Linked DNA regions of Homo sapiens: region 2 is linked to region 1. Evidence: chromatin loops called from intact Hi-C (ENCODE). Cell type or tissue: B cell. All regions are shown on one strand. Each heading gives the region's core, and the rest is flanking DNA. Links, peaks and the distances in the headings are about the cores only.

What was found. Hi-C counts contacts between places; a loop is a spot of excess contacts. Peaks named below come from ENCODE experiments on the same cell type or tissue, not always from the same donor. Only the 100,000 strongest peaks of a DNase experiment are listed, where the experiment ranks them.
Region 2: it touches region 1 in a loop (11-fold over the local background); 3 of 110 quality-filtered maps call a loop at or near these places.

The regions. Positions count from the first base shown.
Region 1 is chr3:13,105,526-13,117,365 of GRCh38, forward strand. It overlaps a transcript of IQSEC1 not described here. Among named protein-coding and RNA genes, the nearest start is that of IQSEC1, 38 kb to the left of the region's middle. RefSeq lists an enhancer at 5,108-5,447. In B cell, for the core only: no CTCF peak of the experiment used is centred there; a DNase peak (open chromatin) is centred at 5,316; H3K4me3 peaks cover 1,162 bases; H3K27ac peaks cover 3,962 bases.
Region 2 is chr3:13,043,314-13,055,153 of GRCh38, forward strand. All of the region lies in intron 1 of IQSEC1 (IQ motif and Sec7 domain ArfGEF 1), which reads right to left. It also overlaps the pseudogene RPL39P17. Among named protein-coding and RNA genes, the nearest start is that of IQSEC1, 24 kb to the right of the region's middle. RefSeq lists enhancers at 2,370-2,449, 2,890-3,309, 3,665-4,183. In B cell, for the core only: a CTCF peak has its summit at 4,386 (motif pointing left); DNase peaks (open chromatin) are centred at 3,118, 4,038 and 4,158; H3K4me3 peaks cover 1,122 bases; H3K27ac peaks cover 2,820 bases.

The DNA of each region.
Region 1 (11,840 bases), core at 2,884-6,883:
AGCTGGCAGTTGCATTTTAAAATATTACCCAGTTAACAAAATCAACAGCCTCCATGCACACACACACACTCTCCTTCCCTCCACTGCCCCTCCATCCCCTCCTCTCTGTATCACGGGCATCTAAGAGTCCCCCTAGAGCCATTCTCCCTCCTCTAGCCTCAGCAGGGCCCATGACTGACCAGTGAAAGACTGCATTTCCCAGCCTCCCTCCTCGTGAAGAGTAGCCATGAGACTGAATTCTGGCCATGGGGATGTGTGCAGCATCTGAGTCACACCCTCTGTCCCCTCTCCATGTGGGGAGGTGGCAAATCAGCCTCCACCCCTAAGGGATGGCTGGCCTGCAGCATGTGGCTTAAAATTAAAATGATTTTTAAATGTGATCATGTTATCACCTACTAGCACTGGCAAATAGAAGATTTCAGGCGAAACGCTGGGCTTTGTCTTCTCTCCATAGCTGAGAAAATCCGGCAGCCCTGGGCTGGTTCCTTCCTGGTTAGAGGAGCGCTATGATGGAGGTGGAGCCACCAATAGAGGGAGCCTGGGTTCCTGGGTGACTCTGTGGAGCAGAGCCCCCCAGCTTCCCAGGCTGCCTGCTTCCTCTGCATTCTGAACAGAGAGAGGAATCCATATCCAGCTACTGCCCAGAAGCCTTCCATAATCTCAGCCTGGGAAAGCTCAACCCATGAAACTAGACTTCTCCAGGAAGCCTCCCCGTTTCCCCTCCCCTCCCCAGCACCTTCCTGGGCTCCCACTGCCCACACTCCATTGTGACTCTCTACCTCCCCCAGGCCTCAGCCACTGCCTGCTTGGCAGCTCCTTGGGACCCAGGACCCTGGAGTCCCCTTCTTATTTGGGGACTCAGCTTGAGACCTGGGGTAATCAGAGTCTCTGTTCCGAGCACTTGCTATATGTCAGGTGTGGTTCTAAGCTCTTTATCTCATGTAATCCTGAGGCCAAGCCCATGAAATTGTACAGATGAGGGAACCTGAGGCCAAGTGACATGCCCCGAATCACATAGGAGTAGGAGACAGAGAAGACTTAAACTTAGGCCATCTGGTGTCAGAGCTCCCTGCCCTTAACCCTTAGGCAGCACTGCCTCTCCACAGAACAAGGCTGATCCACATTGAGTGGATGAATAATAAATAGTGCATGAATCAATGAATGGGCACTGCCCTCCTCCTGCGGCTCCATGGGTTAGTGCAGGGCTGAACCCTGAGTACACACTCAAAACATGCTTATAAAGTGAGCAACTGAGCAAACATCCTGGGTGGACGATTGTTTTTGGAAGATATCATCTCTTTGGAGTTTATGACCTTAAAATCGTTAACATACATTTTTCTATCCAAAATACATCATTTTAAGACTGTTTGAGAAGAGACACCACATGCCAGCTCCACGGCCCATTAAAGTTAACCAACTGTGCAGATTTTGTGGGAATGATGAAAATAGTAAAAGACTTGGGTGGTTTTCTAGAATGGCTTAAATCATCATGAAATGCCAAGGAAAAGTAACAGTGAACTTGTGAGACACCACAAAGCTGGCAGAACCCTGGCCGTATCTCATGGCCCGTGTCCTTTTTGATGTGGAGAAGGCACAGAGTGGCTCTGGTGACCACCAGGGACAGAAACCTGGGGGCCTCCATCCACTCCCGAGAGATGTCTATAGACTGTAGGATCTGCACAAGAGGTATTCCTGAAACCAGAAGACCCATGCACAGATGGTCAGGGCAGAGGCTAGAGAAAAACAAAGCCCTTTCCTACTTACAAGCTTTGAGGTCTAGATCCTCTATAAATTATTCAGGCAAGTTAAGGCAGCGGCCATTGCCAACAGGACCATGCCCCCTGCGGTTGCTATAGTTAATTAAGTGCCTACTATACAGCACGCAGTGTTAGATGCTTCCGAGATGTTTAATCTTTCCAGTACCAGTTCTGGCAAGTGTCATCTCCATATTACACATGGAGAAACAGGCTCAGAGCGGTTAAGTCACTTGCCCAAGGCCACAGAGCTGGTAAGTGGCAGATTTCAGATTTCAACCAAGGCTGGTTTCATCATACACATTCCAAGAAGAGGCTTTGCTCAGCACCAAGTTGGAACCCAAAATACAACAACAGGTATAATTTCTACTGGCATCATGGTGGTCTATAACCTCTTCCCAGTGGGCCCCATTTCCCTAGGCCCGAGACCCTGGTGGGGACCACTCAATTGACCAGCAGAATCCCGCCCCTGGGCCGCTGGGTCTCATGATCCAGTTAAGCCCCAGTGGGCACAGACACGGTGATGCGGTCCTTGCTTCAAAATCAGGCCAGCCATACATGTCCGGAACGCCCAGCGGCCTGCTCCCTCCCCAGGGCACTTGCTGAGCTCATGCCTGCTGCACACCAGCCTGGCCAGCCATGGCCTGAGTGAGCTCCGGACTCCAGCCCAGAGGGCGCCGGGGAGCAGCCCCGCATGCTGCCACTCGTATCTTATGGCTATTTACACCTAGCAAACAAAAAAATTATAAAAAAGCATAAAGGAAAAAAAAGAATCACTCATAACCCCACCGCCTGGAACCCACCAGTCTACCTTTCTGCGAATTTCCCCAGGGGATTGTTTTTCCGTAATTGATGTCCACGCTATAGAGTTTTTAGCTTTGCCTTCCACTTTGTTCACTGACCATTATTTCACAAACATTCTTTCCCCTCATTTTTTAAAACCCTAATTTCTAACAACGCCCTTATACCCACACATGTGGCTGTAATATAAATCATGACATGGAATCCCTAAGTTTTGTTATTGCTAACATTTTGTGATCATAAAGCAGTGTGGTGAGGCATTTTCTTATTTTTATCTAGTGGATTTCCTTCAGGAACATTTCAAGAAGCAGAATTATGGGTGGAAACATGTGGCCATTTTTGGGGCTCTCAGTGCAAGCGCCTGCACTGCCTTCCAGACACCACGTCCCATTTGTATCTCCACCAGCGGCAATGGGCATGCACATTCTATTTTTTTTTTTAGCCACATAGCACTCATGTTTCCTCTTGCCAAGATTCTCCTTTTGACGAAACACCCCCCTACATTGTGAGCTAGACTTGGTGGGCAAGTCAGCCAAGGCCCTGGGTGGACAAACTCATCCCTCTGAGTTTGGAATCCTGAGCTGAGTGGCTCCAGGGTAGAAAACCCAGCAGCAACCTCATTGCTCCTGTGTGTTTGCCATTTGGGTCTGCTTAGCATGGACAAAACTTAAAAACACATCAGTGAATCAAAAAGGGTAAGTCGCAACCAGATAAGCATCATCTGAGAGAATGTGTGTAAATCTCACAAATAAAACAGAAGCCTGTGGATCACACAGCCCCTCTGCTGGAGATGGGGTAGGGGGACCTGCAGGTCATGGCCCCCGAGTGAAACGTCTTGAAGGCAAATGCGGTAAACAGTGGACAGGACATCAGTCAGAGACAGTGTGGCCTCTACAAGTTCAGGCATCACATGGTCAATGCGTCCTGGGGCCTGGCCATGGATGCATGCGTCCAAACAGCTCCCAGAGGCAGCTCCAGTGGCCTCCAACCACCAACATGGAAGGGGATGGCCAGAGCGTGGGCAGAATGACTCTCACTGGGGAATCGCGGGGTGGTGTACAGGCATTACCGAGGGACTGGCATGCGCAATGCTGCATGGTGAAGGTGGAGGCTGTGACATAAGGACGGTCCACCTGGGGGAGGGTGGGGAAGCTATGAGCAGCCGAGGCCCCCCTCCTCCCTCCCATTCTCCCACCACTCTTTTTTCTTCTTCTTTTTCTTTCTTAAAAGAAGAGAGATGAAGGAAATAAGGTGAAATACAAATACCAGCCAATCTGGGTGGTGAGTGTGTGGATAGACAGAGCCCTCGATCAGGTAACCTGAGCTCATATCCAAGCTCTGCCACTCCCCGGGTCCAAAACTGCTTAAAGAAACTGCACCTGCCCCCAGAGGCTGTGATATTTGTCCCCACCCAAATCTCATGTTGAAATGTCATCCCCAATGCTGGAGGTGGGGCCTGCTGGGTGGTGTTTGGGTCATACGGGTGGATCCCTCATGCTTGATGCTGTCTTCCTGATAGTGAGTTCTGGCAAGATCCGGTCATTTAGAGGTGTGTGACCCTCCTCTCTCTCTCCTGCTCCCCTCTCCTCCCCTGCCCTTTCTCTTCCTTCACCTTCCACCATGAGTGGAAGCTCCCTGAGGCCTCCCTAGAAGCTGAGCAGATGCCACCATGCTTCCCGTATAGCCTGCAGAACCATGAGCTGATTAAACCTTTTTTTTTTTTTAAATAAATTACCCAGTCTCAGGAATTTCTTTATAGCGGTGCAAGAATGGCCTAATACAGGCTGTTACAAGGGATAAATTCTTTTTTTTTTTTTTTTTTGAGACGGAGTCTAGCTGTCGCTCAGGCTTGAGTGCAGTGGCGTGATCTCGGCTCACTGTAACCTCCACCTCCCAGGTTCAAGCGATTCTCCTGCCTCAGCCTCCCCAGTAGCTGAGATTACAGATGGGCACCACCACACCCGGCTAGTTTTTGTATTTTTAGTAGAGAGAAGGTTTCCCATGTTGGCCAGGCTGGTCTCGAACTCCTGACCTCAGGCAATCTGCCTGCCTTGGCCCCCCAAAGTGCTGGGATTACAGGCGTGAGCCACGGTACCCGGCTGGATTAAATTCGTTTTTGTTTATGAAGTGCTTAGAATGGTGCCGGGCATATAGGAGGTGTTATAGCAGTATTAGGCTATCATTTTTATTTTCCGTAGGCCTGAAACATTTTGTAGTTAAAGAAACCCGGCCGGGCGCGGTGGCTCACACCTGAAATCCCAGCACTTTGGGAGGCCAAGGCGGGAGGATCACGAGGTCAGGAGATCGAGACCACCTTAGCCAACATGGTGAAATCCCGTCTCTACTAAAAATACAAAGATTAGCTAGGCGTGGTGGTGCATGCCTGTAATCCCAACTACTTGGGAGGCTGAGGCAGGAGAATCGTTTGAACCCGGGAGGCCGAGGTTGCAGCGAGCCGAGATCGCGCCATTGCACTCCAGCCTGGCAACAGAGCGAGACTTCGTTTCAACCAAACTGTCCTGACTCTGTCTTCCACAGGCCTGATTCTGCACACCCACCACACCCCTTACCACCTGAGCCTGACATCTCACTCTGGCCTTCTTGAACACAAAAGCCCTGCCTGCTACCTTGGGGACACAGGGGCTTTCCAGGCTGCTGAGCATCTGCAAGAGCCAGCTTCCCCAGCCTCAGCCGCCTGAGATTTATGCTCTGCACTTCCTGTCACGGGTGTGGAGATTTACACTGGGTGAGTCGGGACACCAATTAAAGGGCCGAAGTAAATGAACCCTGTCTTAAAGAGCTTACCCAGGAAACAGACAGCCAGCTCAGCAGTAAACAATGACGATGCCTGGGGGGAATTACCGCACCAGCTGTCACCCCCATAAGAAAAAACAGGGTGGTTGGAGGAGCATGAAGATGAGAGTTCAGAAAGTGGGTGAGAAACTAAGAGGAACGGCCAGGGCCCCTGCCACCCAGCAAAGTGCGCCAGAGAGTGCTCATGCCCACTGCCCCAGCACAGCTCCTGCCCTGCAGAGGCTGGAGAGCAAAACACTGCATTTCCCAGGTACCATACAGCTGAGTCTGGGAGGAGAGTTCTGTCCTGACTTACGTTTTCTGATCCTCAGCCCACCTCCCCAGTGTGCCCAGGGCTCACCACACCCCACTAGCTTGGCTCCTTCCTGCTTCTCATTAGAGAGAGCTGTAATGCCTAAGTGAGGTGAGGCTACTGCTCTGCTACCTTGGCAGCCTCGTGGGTGGTGAGGGGCTGCTGGTGGCTTTCTCATCCTTAGACTGACAGCCTCCTGACCCCACCTTCCTGATGGGGCCGAGGCTGCAGCTCGCTGGCCAGGCCAGTTCTGCAGGGCTATTCTGGGATTGTTCCTGGAGGCCCTCCAAGAGTCTGTACCTGCAAACTTCCCACTGCGGGTAAGCACCTGACCCCTGGGCTAAACTCCTTCTAATTGAGAGCTGAGTGTTAGGGACTGAATGTTTGTGTTCCTTTAGAATTCATATGCTGAAGCCCTAACCCCCAATGTGACAGTATTTGGGGGTGGGGCCTTTGGGAGGTGATTACGCTGAGATGAGGTCATGGGAGTAGAGTCCCCATGATGATATCAGTGTCCTCATAAGAAGAAAAAGAGGCATCAAACTTCCCTCTCTCTGCCATGTGAGGACACAGCGAGAAGGCAGCCGTCTGTGAACCAGGAAAAAGGCACTCGCCAGGAACCCAATCCACCAGCAACCTGACCTTGATCTTGGACTTTCAGCCTCCAGAACTGAGAAATATATTCCCGTAGTTTAAGCCCCCACAAGTCTCCAGTAGATTATTATAGGACTCCCAGCAGACTAATACACTGGGTGATTTTGTTTTCTACAGCATCCCCTGCCATTGCCCTGGACAGCCCTCCCATCTCCTCTCCTTGCCCCAGCCCCTGCACCCTCATTGCTGTTCCCTGCACTTGCCCGCTTTGCACACGCTGTTCCCCTGGTGGGCTGCCCTGCCTTCCATCTCCCAGCTGGACTCCTACTCAGCCTCCAAGGCACCTGAACTGTCACCTCCCCTGGAGCCATTCCTGACATCTGTAACCCTAATGCAAACACACAGAGGGAGTTAGCGGCTTCCTCCTGGCCCCTGCTCTAAGTTCAACATTCACCACGGCAGGTGCCTGGAAGGACTCCCATGCTGGAGCTCTGCAGTGGACAGGGCAGCAAGCGCGGAGGTCACTAGCCAGCCCAGCCAAACCAGCTGGGTGACCTTGGGCAATTCCCCGACCTCTCCCTCTGAAAAGGGAGGCAAGACTGGTAACACCTGCCAACAGTCCGGAAGAGTCCCCGGCACATGTGCAGTGCTGCATGGGAGGTGGCGCTCACTCTCAGTGAGAGGGACTGACAACCAATCAACAAAGAGACGTCCGGAAAAAGCTCTGCCCAGCCCTGAGAGCCAGGAAGAGGACAGTCTGTCTAGGGTGGTCAGGGAGGGCTTCCCAGGGAGGGCACTGCGTGCTGGCCCCCAGGCACCTCTGAGCACCTGCCATGGTGGATGCGGCAGGAGCCTCGCACAGACAGTGGGCCAGGTGGTCCCGCAGCAGAGTGTGGGCTGCAGGGCCAGGGAGCTGCCTGCTGGCCTGCAGCTTTGGGTACGGGGGCGAGCAGGCCCACCTGCCCCTATGCCCCTCCCCTGACCTGGCCACACAGGCCTGACCACAGGGCCCAGGTGACACACGGAGGAGGAAGCCTGAATGACTCTGGAGGCTCCCACGAGTGGAAGCCACCACTGAGGTTCACGTCGTCACTGAGGCCAGGCCAGGGAGAGCCTGGTGAGACATGAGACAATGCTGTCACATGAATCAGTTCTGAATGTGCCAAATTTCATTCTGCTGTGATTAAAAAGCGGCTGGCGCATCATAAACTCACTGTGAGCATCAGTCACCGGGTCGCAAGCAGACACGCCTAGAGCTGCTCTGGGAGCTGCTGCTCTTTCCAGGCTCCTGCTGCATGCCTGGTGTGGCAGGTGTGGGCTGCCACTAGCTGCCTTACAGTGAGGAGACAGAAGCCCAGAGAGGGCAAGTAATCAGCTGAGGTCACACAGCTTGGGGGAAGCAGAGAGAGGGATGTGAATCTTGGTCGGCTGCCCCTTTGCCTTGGTCTGGGGGAGGCAAAAAAAAGTGCTAGTCAGGAAGGGCTGATTGATGCTGAAGCTGGGGACCAGGGTGGGTTCAATATGGAAGAGGCAGCAGGTAAACACATAGGCCCTGAGGCCAATCTGCTCACCCCTTACTGCTGTGTGATATTGGCCAGCCCCTTGACCTCTCTGGGCCTCAGCCTGTGCATCTGTGAAGTGGGGATGACGCTTGCCCACCCAGGGTGCTGTGTGAAGATGAGGGAAGTTGCAGCAGTGCAGCACCTAGAGGAGAGCTTGGCACACAGCAAGAAGCCTGCACCTGCCGCCCCTCAGGACTGTTTCCTGGGGTGGGCACTGCCCTGGGCATAGGGAGGTGGGGCGCGGAGAGAAGACGAGGCCTCCACCCTCTGGGAGGGGAGGAGAAGTGCATGCGGCGGTGGGAATGTGAGGCAGTGGTGATGGTGTGAGGGGCCAAGAGCCTCCTACACTGTCGAGAACGGTCACCAGGGCAGCCCCCAGCGTGGGCCGCATGGCAGGGGCTACTCAAACGACAGGAGTGTGCCCGCACTCTGGCCAGGCCATCCCGTCTTGGTGGCTACAACACGGAACTGTTCACACGTGTGCCTAGCTGTTGGTGAAAGCGAAACAGTGGAAGCACCCCGATGGCCATCCATGGCGGACTGGCTAAAATGTGCTACAGTGCCTTTGCTAAGTTGCAGGTCACCAAATGACTCATGTCAAAACGTGCTGGGAGCACAGAGCCAACTGCAGAAGTCTCCACATACGATGAGACTCTGTTCACGAGAAAAGAAAGCTTACATGGGATACAGTAGGCTTAGCGTGTGCACACACTGTTGATGCAAATGCACAGAAGATTCTGGAAGGAAATGCTCCAGACATGACAGCAGACACCTGTGCTGAGGGGCCAGGCTGGGCCAGAAGTGACTTCAGCCTCATTTTGGCTTGAATGAGTCTGAAGGAGAACCCACGCATGTGCTGCTGATTACACCTGCAGGATGCGGGTGGGGATACAGAATTGGTGGTGTTTTTCTCGGGTGTGGCTCTCTAGGACAGTGTCCCTGTTCTCAGGGGATATATGCCCAAGAATTACAGGTGGGGTGTCACGGCACTCATGGCCTGCAGGTGGGCAAAAGGGGGACACAGGTGAATGTTCCCACAGGGAGAGAAGGACTGGCCACAGAAGATGTTAACAGGTGGGGGACCCAGGAAAAGTCTGTATAGGTATTTATTGTGTTGTTATTTCAAATTTTCCCTGGGTCTGACATTTTTTAAAATAAAAAAATATATGCCAGGTGCAGTGGCTCATGCCTGTAATCCCAACAATTTGGGAGGCAGAGGCAGGTGGATCACCTGAGGCCAGGAGTTCAATATCGGCCTGGGCAACATGGTGAAACCCTGTCTCTACTAAAAATACAAAAAATTAGCCTGGCATGGTGGTGGGTGCCCGTAATCCCAGCTACTCAGGAGGCTGAGGCAGGAGAATCACTTGAACACAGAAAGTGGAGGTCGCAGTGGACCAAGATCACGTCACTGCACTCCAGCCTGGGTGACAGAGTGAGACATCGTCTCAAAAAAAAAAAAAAAAAAGAATTACAAATATGTGACCTTGGAAGGACGATGGGTGACGGGTGCCAAAGAGAAGAGCCAAGCACTGTGAAGATTTGGAGAGGAGGTGGCATTTCAGCCAGTGCGGGAGCCGGTAGGGCCCATGCACGGTTCAGGAGAGGCTGAGCAGCCTGCGTGGGTGAGTGAGGCAGGACAAGCAGGAAGCCCCAGGCTGGGCAGTGTGGGGAGGCCCTGGAGGTGCCGGGCAGGGGGGCTGTGGGGGCTGGAAGCTCAGGTGCGGCCTTGAATGTAGAGCCATGGAATGTGGATTTCCTTCTAGCGGCCACAGGGAGCCACAGATGGGTTGTGAGCTGAGGAGCGCCATGGCTGAGTGAGCAATGTAACGCCCAGGGAGTCTGGCTCTTCCCTACCTGGTCCTGGCCTGATTTAATGCATCCCTTTCCCCCATCTGGAGCTCATTTCCCCCGCTTCCCTCCCCCGTTCCTCTAGCCAAGTCCTCTCCCCTCTCACTCTGGGGCGTCCTGCCTGGCCAGGTGCTCTGAGGAGCTCAGTTTCAGGATGAGGGCCTGGCCAGAAGTGGTACTGAGTTGCTGTGTCCCTCTGGGGTCTGGGCCCCCATGATGTCTCTTGACAGGTGTTCCTGTCCCCATTCCCTCAGCCTGGCCCTCTTAGCAAAGTCCTGGTGCTGCTGGTCTGCATGAGCCCCCTGATTTAGCCTTGCACTTTACCATGGTGGCCATGGATGAGTCTTCCCACCTCTTGCCCTATTTCCTCACTAGTAGAGCAGGAACAAGAATACGTTGTCTCACTGCAGAGTCACTCGAGAGGGGCACACACTGGCACCTGGGCTCAGGCTGTCAGAACGTTCTGGCCCCTGTCACTTGTCTCTGGCCCTGGCAGGCCCAAGGCTGGGCGCCTGAAGTGGGCACTCACCAGACCCTCTCCGGGCGCTGAATGCACGCTAGCCCATTTCACAGGCGAGCTAGGCACTGTTACTGAGGGCAGATGCCTACTCCATATCTACCCTTGAACAGAAAAACACTCTCTCCTTTGGCCCTGAGCCCCCAGTGGACCCCTCCCACTGCATGGCTACCTGCCTGGACCTGCTCCCCACCTTCCCATTCTCCAGCAACCAAAAGGTTAGCATCGGAAGCATCAGGGAGCCCCCAGAATGCTATGAAAGTTTAACCAATTCCCTGCAATTACGCCCCCTCAGTTTTTCCTTCAGCCAAATCAGCAGGAAAGAAGGGTCCCTTAGGATCCCTCAGGCAATGAAGAAGGGTCCCATAGGACTTTAACCTTGTTGCTACTTTATCCCTGGAGGGTGAGCCAGGCAGAGGCGCGTGGAAGTCCTCCCAGCTCCCTGAGGGCAGTCACTCCAGTGCTGACTAGGTGCCTGTGTGCCAGGCCAGGTGCTGGCTGCGGGAAACTCAGGGCCCAGGGGCAGCCGATGGGGCCGTGCAGGTAGGAGCTATATGTGGGGGCCAGATGGTGTTTCTGGCTTTGCGATCCTGATGTTCTCTGTCACAACTACTCTGACTCTGCCCATTCTCTCTAGAAAGCAGCCACAGACAATATATAAATGAATGGGTGTGGCTGTGTTTTAATAAAACCCAACTTACCAAAACAGACAGACTAGAATAGAGAGCCCAGAAATAAACCCTCGCATATACAGTCAAATGATTTTCAGCAGGGTGCCAAGAACATACAATGGGGAAAGGACAGTCTCTTCACCAAATGGTGCTGTGATAACTGCACATCCACATGCAAAAGATGCAAAAGAATGAAGCTGGACCCTTCCATGACACTATACACAAAAGCTGACTCCCGGCCGGGCGCAGTGCCTCACGCCTGTAATCTCAGCACTTCGGGAGGCCAAGGTGGGTGGATCGTTTGAGATCAGGAGTTCAAGACCAGCCTGGCCAACATGGTGAAACCGTCTCTACTAAAAATACAAAAATTAGCCAGGTGGTAGTGGCAACAGAGTGAGGTCCTGTCTCAAAAAAACAAAAACAAAAACAAATAAACAAACAAAAAAACTGACTCCCAATGGGCCAAAGACCTAAGTGTAAGAGCTAGGACAATAAAACCCACAGAAGAAAACACAGTGGTAAATCCTCATGACATCGGATTTGGCAATGATTTCTTAGATGGCACCACAGGCATAGGCGACAAATGAAAAAATGGATAAATTGGGCTTCATCAAAACTAAAAACTTTTGTGATTTAAAGAACACTATGAAGAAAAGTGGAAAGACAATTCCAAGAATGGGAAATATTTGCAAATCACATATCTGATAAGGATCTAGTATCCAGAGGATATAAAGAAGTGTCACAACTCAACAACCAAAAGATAAGCAACTCGATTAAATCATGAATAGACCTTTCTACAAAAAAGATACACAAATGGCCCATAGGCACATGAGATGATGTTCAACATCACCAGTCATCAGAGAAAGCAAATCAAAACCACAATGAGATACCACCTAACAGGTCATTAGAAAAAAAAAAAAAACGGCCAGATGCAGTGGCTCACGACTGTAATCCCAGCACTTTGGGAGGCGGAGGCGGGCGGAT
Region 2 (11,840 bases), core at 2,845-6,844, 62 kb before region 1:
CTCCTGGGATCTGGCTGGTCCCGGCGTCTGCTCCAACCCTCCCATGGCCCATTTCCCACACACTAGCCACCTGAAAGTCTGAGGCTCTGGGTCCCAGATACAGTAGCCACCCTCACCCCCATGAATCCGGCACACCCTTTGGTTCCATGCAGTCTGCTCTCGGGTGCACTTCCTGCAGCTCCGCTCCTCCTCGTCAGTCAGGTCCCACTCCAGCACCCCTCGTGTCTAAGCTATAGCAGCTCAGCCCCCTTCAGCCACTACCCTGTCTGATTCTTTCCATGGGACATCCCATCCTCTGAAAGGATCCTGCTTTTGCATGTTTACTTGTTAACTGTCTTTCTCCTGACTACAAGCAACGACTCCAGGGCAGGGGCCACATCTCTTTTAAGGGCCGGCCCACTGGAGGAGCCTCGATAATCATTTGTGGAAGGAAGGAAGGATCTTGTATAGTGTGTGAAAGGCTCTCAGAGGCACCACACTCACCCCCTCTGGCCGCTTTGGGGCCCAGGTTTGCACAACCCGACATCGTTTGCAAAGCAGTGGTCACACTCCATTCAGACGAGGAGGTCTTGCTACCTCCCCACTCCCCCTCAGATGAGGAAACAGAGGCACAGAGAAGACCCCATCCCCAGAGGTGTGCACACAGAGTCCAGGAGCTGCTGCTCAGGGGGGTGACATCCAGGCGGTCGGATGGGAGCTGGTGCCACAAAAAAGACAAGGCTCTGTGTGCCTCTAGCAAGGCTGCTCAGCTTCCAAGGGCCAGGCTGGGAACCAGAGGCCTGATCTCACCCCATGCAAAGCCAAAGAACAAAGTCTCCCACCTCAGGTGGCATTTTCTCAGTGTCATTAGCAAAAATGCTGCTTCTAGAGCAATGGTTCTCAACCAGAGGCGTCTGGGTCATCCCCCCACCCCCAGGGACATCTGGTAATATCTGGAGAAATTTTGGTTGTCACAAATGGGGAGAGAGTGCCAGCATCCAGTGGCATTTAGATGTCACTAAACACCTTACCATGCACAGGACAGCCCCCACACCAGAGAATGGTCCTGCCCAAAATGTCAGTAGTGCCAAGGTTGGGAGACCCTGTCTGTAGTCACTTTCCCTTGGAGGTACCCGTCCTGGATGGCTGGAAAGGGAAAGCTTTCCAAATGGCTGGGTCCAAGCCTCTTATAATACAGTCGGGGAGTGCGAGGCCAGAGGTAAAGGGGGACACCCAGTGTCATCGGAATGGACCCAGGCTGGACGCAAGACACCCCAACTTGGGCTGATAACTGGGGGCAGGCAGGGGAGAGGCGATCTGCCGAGTGTGATGAGCCTGTTTGGCAAGGTAGCACAGGCGGGGCCAGCAGCCCTGAAGTGCTGCCCACTCCTCCCCCGCCCCCCCACACTCCTGGAGAAGGACATTAGCTTCCCTCTCACGCCTGTGGCAGAGGAAGCCGGCTGTGCCTTTGAAAGGCAGCAATTACTGGCTGGGACCTTTGTTTCTGAATTCCTAGGCTGTGCACAGGCCTCCAGAACCTCCGAAGGCTGGGATTCTCAGAAGCTTGCCCCCAGCAGCAGAGCTGGTGCCTCCACTGCACAAAAAGGGCACAGAGTTCTGGTAGCAGCGGGGGCCCTGGGCCCTAGTCCTGGACCTGGCACCAATGCTCTTCTGGTCTCAGGTACCCTCATCTGTGAAAGGGGAACATTGATCCTGGCCCTGTCTGTGTCTGAGGCTGCTGTGAGGGTTGGGAGTCAGGACGCATGCCAAGGCAAGATGGCAGGATGGGGCAGGCCCCACTTAGCATCTGCCTCCTGGCCACTCCTCCAGGCATGCTCCACCCCAGGGCCTCTGCACCGCTGTTCCCACCAGACTGTTGGGATGCTCCTCACCCCTCCTGTGCTTCCAGGCCCAGAGGCCTTCCCTGGCCACCCTCCCATCTCTGTCTATTCCCTTCACCTGGATTTATTTTCTCCATAGCTCTTGTCACCACTTGACACGTTATGTTAAAAACCAGTTTCTTTTTCTGCTTGCTGCCTGTGCTCCTGCCTGCCACAGATGCTCTGTGAAGGCAGCAGGACTGCTCAACGAGGGATCCTGAGTGCCCGACACCCGCAGGTGCTCAGGAAATGTGGCTGAATGCAGGCGGGGAAACAGCAGAGCTGAGGGGCTCCTACGGCCTCCGCTCTGATCCCTGCTCTGTCCTCCAGGGAGTGAGGCACTGGGGCATTGGCTCTGAGGTCAAGTGTGGCTCCATCCGATGGAGGGCTGTGCAGTGAGACCCAAGTGGGCAGGAGCACGGAACCTGCTAGGCCCCCACACATCCTAGAACAAAGAGCCCCATCCACACTCCCTGCATACCAGAACTTTCCTGGGCTGGCCTCGAGCAGGGCACCTGACTGACTGGCCGGCGGAGTGGACAATTCAGATGGAGCTGCAGTGGCGCCCGTGGCATGGGTGGGTGGTGCAGAGGCCAGGCTCAGCCCCTACAGGAGCCTCCTCAGCCTCCTTCCCTGGGGCCACCCTGACACAGGAACCCACACGCCTGCTGGCACCCTGAGCCATCCCATCAGGGGTGAGAGTGTGTGTACCAGTGTGAGCCCGCAAGCACATATGTGTCAAAATGGGGGCTGTGTGTTCACCCATGTGCAAAAGTGACAATGCTAGCATTTGACTACAGGAAGAACTGGGTGTGGGAATGTTCTGGAGTCTGTGTGTATACGTGTGTGCGTGTGAGATTATGCAATGGGCATATGAGGAACTACTAGTATGAGGGCAGGGAGTGTGCTACGGTGTTGGGCAGTATTCACACCAGGATACCCAAATGTTCAAATCCCGGCTCTGCCCCCGCAGTCTCGAATCCTGAGCAGGTGACGTCTGTGGAGTGGGCTAACAATAGCCCTGACTCGCTGGGCCATAAGGGCTGTCAGCTTTCACAAAGCAAAGGAAGTACTGTTATGATGATATGTGGGTGTGACTGTGGAGTGTCCGTGCAGAGGATCAGGTGACTGCGTGAGCGTGTCGCTCATGTGTGTACACGTGTGTACCACTTGGCTGTGTCCTCCAGGAGCGCACGCGGCGGGGCTGCCAGTCCCTAGCTGGCTCAGGGAAGCAGGGCCCAGATGGCCACCCCCTCGCTCCCTGCAGCCCAGAGTTTCAGAGTCGGTCGCTCTGACATCTCCTTCCTGTATAGCATCTGCTGCAACCCTGACACGTGGGGCCCAGCCCTTGGTTGCTGTCTCCAGGGACAGGGCCTACGACCTTGTGAGTCTCTTTTTGGGCTTGTTCAAAAACCCCCTCTCCCAGAAGCCAAGCTCTTTAGCAGGACGAAGCTCCCTCCCAAACCTCCCCCAACTCCCCTCCTCCCTCTCCATGGCCCGGCCACATCCACCCTCCACAGGTCCTTACACAGGGTGCTCCCTTCCGGGACCACTTGTCTCCCACCCTCCAAACAGGGAACCAGTCAACCTCTAGTCACCTCTACAACGCAGCACAGATGTCCCCTCCTCCCCAATTCACATCGATGCACCGAACACAGCCCTCTAAGCCACCTCCACTGCCAGGACAGTCTGCCTGTCACTTGTCTTTCTTGCCCACGAGACTGGAACAAGGATCTGCTGGCTTCCAATCAAGGGAGCTTTCCTCTAAGCGCAGTCTCCAGTATTTTTTTGTGTGTGTGAAAACAGAAAATGCTCTTTTTGGAAGACATCAAGATACAAAGCACACGGAAGCAGAGACCCTCAGACACCCCAGCTCCCACCAAGCGCAGCTGCACACCAATAGAAACCAACAGGCTTCTCCCCTGGGCTGCAGCCTTGGTCGTCATGGGAACTGCCGGCTGCAGGCTGGTCCTTGGGAGACCCACCAGCCTTGGATCTCGGAAGAACTATCAGCTGCAGCCTGATCCTCCGAGGGGCCTTCAGCTGAGCTCTGGTCTTTGGGGGCAGAACTTCGACTGCAGTCCTGGTCTTTGGGGGGACCTTGATTTGAGGGGAAACCACTCCAAGCTGTAGAAGCTCTCAGGGGACATATCAGTAGTACCTCTGGCCCTTGGGGGAATTTCAGGGCCAAATGGTGGAGCTAATTTCCCCCAAAGGGCTCTTGGAGGCCTGCCTCTGGGTGCAGATGGGCAGTGAGGACCTAAGGAGATCCTGGGGCAGGCTGGGGTGGACGGCAAGACAGTACCTGTAGCGGTCAGTGGAGAGGCTGCTTCCGGTGTCCAGGGAGCTCCTGAGGTGGCAAAAGCGAGACAGGGTTACTTATGGTCCCACACACACAGCAAACCCCTTGGGGGCCATGTCCACTCAGGCCCCAGCAGGTGGTCCCAGGACAGGTCCTGGGGCAACTGAGCAGCCCTGGGAAGAGCGTCTGCCCCACATGCAAGAAACCATGTGCTTTCTTTCCCCCTGCTGGCTCAACTGAGAAGCTGCCTTGTCTCTACCCCATGGCAATGTCAAGTCCCACTGCCCCCTGTTCAGATGGGGAAACTGAGGCTCAAGGAGAGGAAGCGCAGTGGGCAGGGTTAAAGGTCCTCTCTGGCTGGACCCAGACTTAACCTCGGGTATGTTTGACCTGAGCCACCATGCTCCTTCCCCAAAGAGCCCTGCACCAGGAATCTCAGCAGACCCATGGGTTTGGGCCCACCCAGCCTCCATGCCGGCAGCCCAGGGGCCCTGGAGCCCTGATTTCCTGCCCAGAGACTCGGCGTCCAGCTCTGGATCTGGGCCCAGGAGCCTGGGTCCTGCCTCCTGCCTTTGACCAAGTTCGGTCTGTGCTATGGGGTGTGGGCCTGGAGCCAGCCCAACTAGGATCACATCCCACCTCCACCCATGACTAGCCATAGACTTGGTGCCTGTCCCCTCACCTCTCTGTGCCTCAGTTTCCTCATGTGTAAAATGGGAGTAGGAAAAGCAGATCTCTCACAGGGGCAACGAATGCATCTGAAAGGACTGTCTCTTGTCTGCTCTGCCTGGCAGCACACCTCACATTCTGTGTCTTCAGGGCGTGGAGTGATGCTTTCCTGGAGGCTGGGGGGCCCCATCCCCACAACACTGCCTGTACCTGCCCACCTGGGGAGCATCAGCTATGACACAGAACTCATCCCTAGAGACCATGCCCTTGGAATACCCTCTTCTCCAATGCCACCTGCCTTCCGGCATGGGGCACCCACACCCCCCATCGCTGCCTCACACACTTCTCCCCACCTGAGGCCTTAGAAGTCCAGGGCACAGGCCAAGCCTGGGCCTATGTTTGGCCACAGTGGGGTTTGACATTCTGGGCCCAAGCTGGGTGCCTGCCATGGGTCGTCCCAGCTTTAGCCTCCGTTTCCCTACTTGCTCTCATACAAGAGCCCTGCTGGACACACCCCTGGAAGGAGGCTGACCTTCCTTCCCGTGTCCCATGCTGGCCTGTGATTCCGCTACTTCCTGTCTAGCTGCCATTGTGGCCGCTGGTAGATCCTATGTTCAGCAGATTCGAATCCCCAATGCCAGGCCCTGCTCCACACGCCATCCCTTAGGGACTCCCATCCACAGCACAATGCCTCCTTCTTCTCCAGCCCCAGCAGAAGAGGCCCCAGGTGGCACCCCTCTCCCCTTGAGCCAGAACCCACCCAGGGCCACACTCTGTTGGCTCAGCAGCTCTACCTGTGTGGCAGCCATGCCTTGCCAAAGCTCATGAAGAAAAGAAGACATGAGGGGTGGTGCCAAGACGCTGTGAGCTCACTTCCTGGACTGGTCACAGTCCTGTGCCCAATCTGGGATGGGCAACAGGTTTTATAGGAGGGAGAGCTAGCGGGGTGGCAAGCAGGCCTTCCCTGCCTTCCAGTGCCAGAACCCACACTGGGCATGGTGAGGAATTTTGGCCTTCAGGGAGTCCTGGATCTGGACAAGAGGACCCAGCCCTCCATCCCCCAGCCTGGCCGCTCAGCTGCACACGAGCCACATGAGATGATACCGATACGATGCGACGAAAATACTGCAAAATGGTGCCAGGTTCCTGGGCCCCACAGGCAGAGCCCACTGTTCCCAGGCCCAGGGCTGCCCTGCCACAGCCATAGAGATTCAACTCCCCAGCTCTGATCTCACTCTGGCCACATCATGACAAACTAGCAATATCTTCACCTACTGCAGGGAGCCCACCTCAGGCTGTGTTCTTCCCACACACTTCATCCGACCCTTGCATTAACCTTATGAGGTACATGGAATCATGCTCCCACTTCACAGAGGCTGAAGGTATGGCTCACGGAGACCCCACACACGGAACACCATTCCATTCCCTGCCTCCTTATCCAGACGCAAACTCCTAATCGCCCTTCAAAACCCTGCTCAAATGTCAACCCCTTTCTCTGTCTACCTTGCACCCTCCCTCAGCGGACTCCTTTCTTCCTTCTTCCTTTCCTGTTTCCCTCCTTTCCTTTCTTTCTTCTCCTCTCTCTCACTTTCCTAATAATAGCAAATATTTTTTGAGCAGTTTCTGAGTGGCAGGAGTGTTAACACTTCACAGGTATTAACTCATTGAGCTATGCAACAGAGGTACGGTCACACCCTACATGCTGTGGTACATGGGTCCAAGGAATTGAGCTGTGTGCAATACTCTCTCTCCAACCAGACAGTACGGTCGCTGAAGTCTGCATGTGAAGACGGGAAACTGTCAGGTGGATGCAATGTGCCCTTGCAGGCCTGCTGTGGCCCAGTGCTGAACCCCACAGCAGGCAGTGGCCCCTGCCTGCCCTCTCCACTTCTCCCCACCTGTGTACCTGCACCCCCACCCCCCGCCCCAGAAATCCTCAGTGGCCTGGAACACTCAGCAGTTCCTCCCACCAGCTGCCTCGGTGCCCCACCCCTCCAAGACAGTATAGCTAGGACTGGCTCTGAATGGAGACCCTCCCTCTGTCAACTGCCTTGTTGGGTCCAAGTTGTCTGCAGCCTTGTCCAGCCAAGACTGAGGCCTTGTTCTCCCTGCCGTCCTTTTTCATCACTCAGCACAGCAGTGCACAGGCCAGGAACAGGCCCCAGCAAAAAAGGCCCAGAGTGAGGGTGCACAGGGTCCCCAGAGAGAACCCTCAGCCCAGCAGTCCTGAATTTGGAACCAACCCCAACTTGTGTGTGCCCCGGGGATAGCAATAACAGCGCCCACCTCCCAGAGCTGTTGAGAAATGAGATAGTGCCCATAAAGTAAAAGGGCTTTGCAAACCAGAAAACGCCATTGCATGCATATTTGAGATACATCATTATTATCATTACATAGACTAGTGTATGTTGAGACGTAAGAGCTTAAAGGTTAACACATGAGTTCTAGAGCCAAGAGGGCCAGGGTTCAAATCCCAGCTATGCCACCTACTAGCTGAGTGCCCTTGGGCAAGTTAACTAACCTCTCTGTGCCCCATTTTAGCTTTTTCATCTGTAATGTTTTGGGAAGATTAAACAGGTTAATACATTTAAAAGGCTTAAAACAGTGCCAAGAACAGAGTCGGCATTCCATAAAAGCTAGCTCTGACTAGGACAGGACTCAAAAGATTTGCATGATATTCAATATACCTTATATTGTATTATATTACATATATTAATGTGTGATACCAACAAAATACAAATAAAATATATTATGTTAACATGCACACATATTTTTTAACACATTAACTCTATATTAATAGATATTTGTTATATATATGAATATATGAGTCTCATTTTATGTATGAGGGCACTGGGGCTCAGAGAGGTGCAGCAACGAGCTCAGTGGCACCCAGTTTCCCTGAAGGTTTGCCAGCCCCAAGTCCAGAGTTCTGTCCACCTGCTAGAGCTGCATCGCTTCCCCTGCTTCACCCCCAGGATCTTTGGAGGACCCTGGTCCAGGCTCATGGACACAGAGCTGCCAGTCAGCTAGGCAGGGCTCCAGCCCCTCCTCCATCCTTCACCTCTGGCTCAGAGACAAGCAGCCCATTCCAGCCATGCTGAGTGAGGCCCCTCCTCCTCTGTCCCCAGTCCCACTTCACAGCCTCCTGGGGAGGCTGCTTCCTTTTCCTTTTCAGAACCAACTGGTTGCCCCAGGCCTACACCCTGGCACTGCTTCTAAACAGCACCCGACCATTGAAGCAAAGTTCAAGAGCAGGAAAAAGTGCTGCTCTGTGCTGCACAAAGTCAGGAGAGCAGCCCCAGGGAATGGGCTGTGACTGTGACTGGCAGGGGCAGGGGCAGGGATCTTGGGGTGGGGTCTGTTCTGAGGTCAGGTGCTGGTTACATGAGTGTGTTCAGTTTGTGGCAATTCTACAAGCCATACGCTGATGAATTGTGCACTTTTCTGTACATATATAATAATTCAGTATCAATTTACACGAAGACAAAAACCAAACCGTCTGCCTCACGTTCAGTCTCCAGCACCAGCCTGGAGCAACAGAAGCTCAGGCCTCAGGCTCAGCTGGAACTGGTGGTCATCCCCTTTCTTGCACAGCACTTGCGTGGTCTTGGAAACCTCCCTCCCTGCCTCAGTTTCCCTCTGCTAAATGAGGAAGTGGTCAGTGTTTCTATCCTGGTTGTAGGGTAAACACCCTGGGGTGCTTTTAAGAAATATGGACGCTTGGGCCCTAATGCAGACCAAGTTCCTGCGCCTAGGGCTTAAAAAAAAAAACTGTTTATTTTGAAATAACCATAGATGTACAGAAAGTTCCAAACAAAAGGTACAAGATCCTGTGTGCCCCTCCCCTAGCCTTTTCCAGAGATAATATCTTGCACACCTGCAGTACACCATCAATGCTAGGAAAGCCACAGCCCACTGGGCCTATGGGGACTTCACCAGTTACACATGCCTGTGTGTCCACATGGTTCCCTCTCACCTAGCTGTGTGTGGCCAGCATGATGATACAGCACAGGACCGTCTCCTCACCAGGCTCTCCGGGCACCCTCTGTAGCCCCCTCACCTCTTCCCACCAGCCCTTATCCCTGGCAACTGCCTATCTCTTCTCCATCCCCATCATATTTTCATCTCTCAAGTGCCACACAAATGGAATCATCCAGTGTGCCACTTTTTAAGACCGGCTTTCTGCACTCAGCCCCATGCCCTCTGCATTCAGCCACTCTTCGGCGTGGAGGGTCCGCTCTGCCTCTCTGCTGAGCAGTGCTCCCCGGCGTGGCTGGGACAGTGTATTTAACCATTCATCCGCTGAGGGCATCTGGGCAGTTTCCAGTTTGGGGGCTGTTATGACTAGGACTGCCGCAAGTGTTCTTGGACCGGTGTTTGTGTAGACGCCAGTCTTCATTCTCTGGAAGAAATGCCCAAGAGCCCAGATGGTAGGTCGTATGGTGTGTGTATGATGAGTTTTAAAAGAAACTGCCAAACTGTTTTTCAGCATGGCTGTGCCATCTCACACTCCCACCAGCAACGGGTGAGTGATCCAGTTTCCCCACAGCCCTCCTGGCATTTCACGTTGTCCCTTTCTATGTTAGCCATTCAGACAGACGTACGTGGTGCCATGTCTGTTTTTTTTTTTAAATGAAAGGTCTCACATATTTATTACTGAACCCAGCCAACCAACGCGTTCATAACATATTCAGAGAGAAAAATATATTCCCAATAAAACATGTCCAACTCTCCAGATAGTGGTGACATTTTCTGCTTGATACGGCAACATGATTGTGACCTTGAGACAGCATCAATATGTGTGCCATCTCATGTGCAATTCTTTATAGACCCAGCTTGGTTCTTCTCCAATGTCTCCTTTTGGAGTTGTGCCTGATTTTATTACCAGTTTTCATCCGAATCCACGGGGGAATGGGACGATTTTGCTTTATTTTCTTGGCCAGGAATCGCTTACTCCTGAAAGTCTTGTGAGAAGACATGGCGAGAAGCGGACTCAAGCACACACCACGATGATGGAGAAAGGAAGAGAGGGGACTGGCTGTGGTTTTAACCTTGTTTCCCTGTTGGGGATGCTGCGACCCATCCTTCCATGAGCTTCTCTGCCACCTGCACGTCATCCTTGCTGGAGCATCTATGTGTACCTTCTGCTTCAGAAGCTCCCAAACCTAATGCAGAACCAGTGAATCCCCTCGAGCCTTCCAAGCTTAGACAGTTCTGTCCGTTTTAAAAGAACCCATTCGCTGCTGTAAGAATTATTCCAGAACACCCTGTGCTTTCTGGAAGGAACACCTGGATCCAGGCCTCAGGGCGGGGTCTAGGTGGCCAAAGGCAGCTCTGAGCTGTCTCAGCCAGACGATGACCTTGTGTGTTCCTGAGACGGAATGGGAGGAAAAGGGAAGGAATGCAGGGACCACGGGGAGAAGGGAGACTCTGGGAGTCGGCTCACAGCCCCAGCAGCTGCCATGACTAGGCTCACCAGCGGCAACACACTCCTACCAGCGAGTGGGCTGGGTCTGTGGTTTGGGGTGAGGGCATGACCCAGGAGGGGCCTGAGGCAGGGACGCCTCAGACTGCTACAGACCCTGGAAGGGGTTGTGTGAGTAATTTGCCTCAGTTTCCAAAGGGGTGGGGAGGCCACAGACCTCTCTGTTCCACTGTCCCCCTCCCTCTTATTAAATAAGTCACATATATTCACTGTACTAACTTTAGAAAATAACAGTGAAACACAACAAGGAAAATAAAATTATCCACCATTCCAACTCCCTGGGGATACCCCAGTGTTAATATTTGAGGAGACTTTCTGGCTGTGCCTGTGCCTGGGTGTAGATGTGTTTTAGTTACACAAAAATACGCTCCACTCTGCGAAACACTTTCCCCCACTTCGCACCGTCTCTCGAGTGTGTTTCTCGGTCTGGAAGCATTCCTCCCCTCGCCCCATGGAAAGCTGGTGGAGCCTGGCAGGCGTTCCCCTGCCCACGGTGGGTGTTGAGCTTGGCTGTCTCTCTCGTTGGCCCTGGTAAACAAGGCAGTGGCTTCAATAGGGTTTCTATGCACAGCCACAGTCTCTCCTTTAGGACCAATTCCCGGCATGGCTGGGGCACAGGAGGGATGTTTTTTGGGCTATGGGTACACCCGGATGTCCACCCAGAGATGGGACCAACAACACACTCCTACCAGCAGTTGACTGTGAGTGTTGGACCATTCTTAGGGCTCCAGAAGTTTCTCTGTTTGGGGCAGAAGCGAGGGCAAGGGAGGAAGCAGTGGGCACCCTTCTACCCTGTCCCCCACACGCCAGGCCCTGGCCCTGCAGTTTACGTGTCAGCCATTGGTGTCCACAGCCGAGCTATGAACTGTGTCACAGATGAAGTGAACAAGAGCACGCTGGGTCTGCATTCCTGGCCTCCCTCCACCCCGTCACGTTGCCAGCAAGAAGGGAGCCTAACAGCGATGCCAGGTCCCCCAGGCTTACTGTGCCCCTTGAGCTCAGGGACGGGATGCAGTCAGCCCTCCTCCCTGGGCCTCCTGAGGCTGAGGCGCAGAGAAGTGAAGAGGTGGCCTCTGGACTTGAGCCCAGGAAAGCCACCGTGTCACCTTGTGGTCTCATTCCATGATCCCCGAGGGGGGAGGCTGTTTGCCAGTGTCACACGGTGGGACCCCAGGAGCCACGGCAGGGCACTCGGGTCAGACGGACCCTGTTGGGCCTCAGAAGCCACATGACCCCGCCTGAGCCTCAGTTTCCTCATTTGTAAAACGGGGCTGATCAGAGGTTACAGCGAGGCTCCCAGAAGCTGACGGCTGGAGGCACCTCATAAACTGGCCTGAGGGGCTGCTACACTGGCTGACGCCCGCCTGTCCTGCCCAGGCCTCCCAAGCCCTCAGAAGGCCACAGAAGGCTCCTGTCCACCCACCGCCGGCCTTCCTGTCCTGGCTCTGGGCCACAGACCGCCCTGCCTGCGGGCTTGGGGCCCCACCACTGGGCACAGTGCGGCGATTGTCCCGGGGTTGGCCTG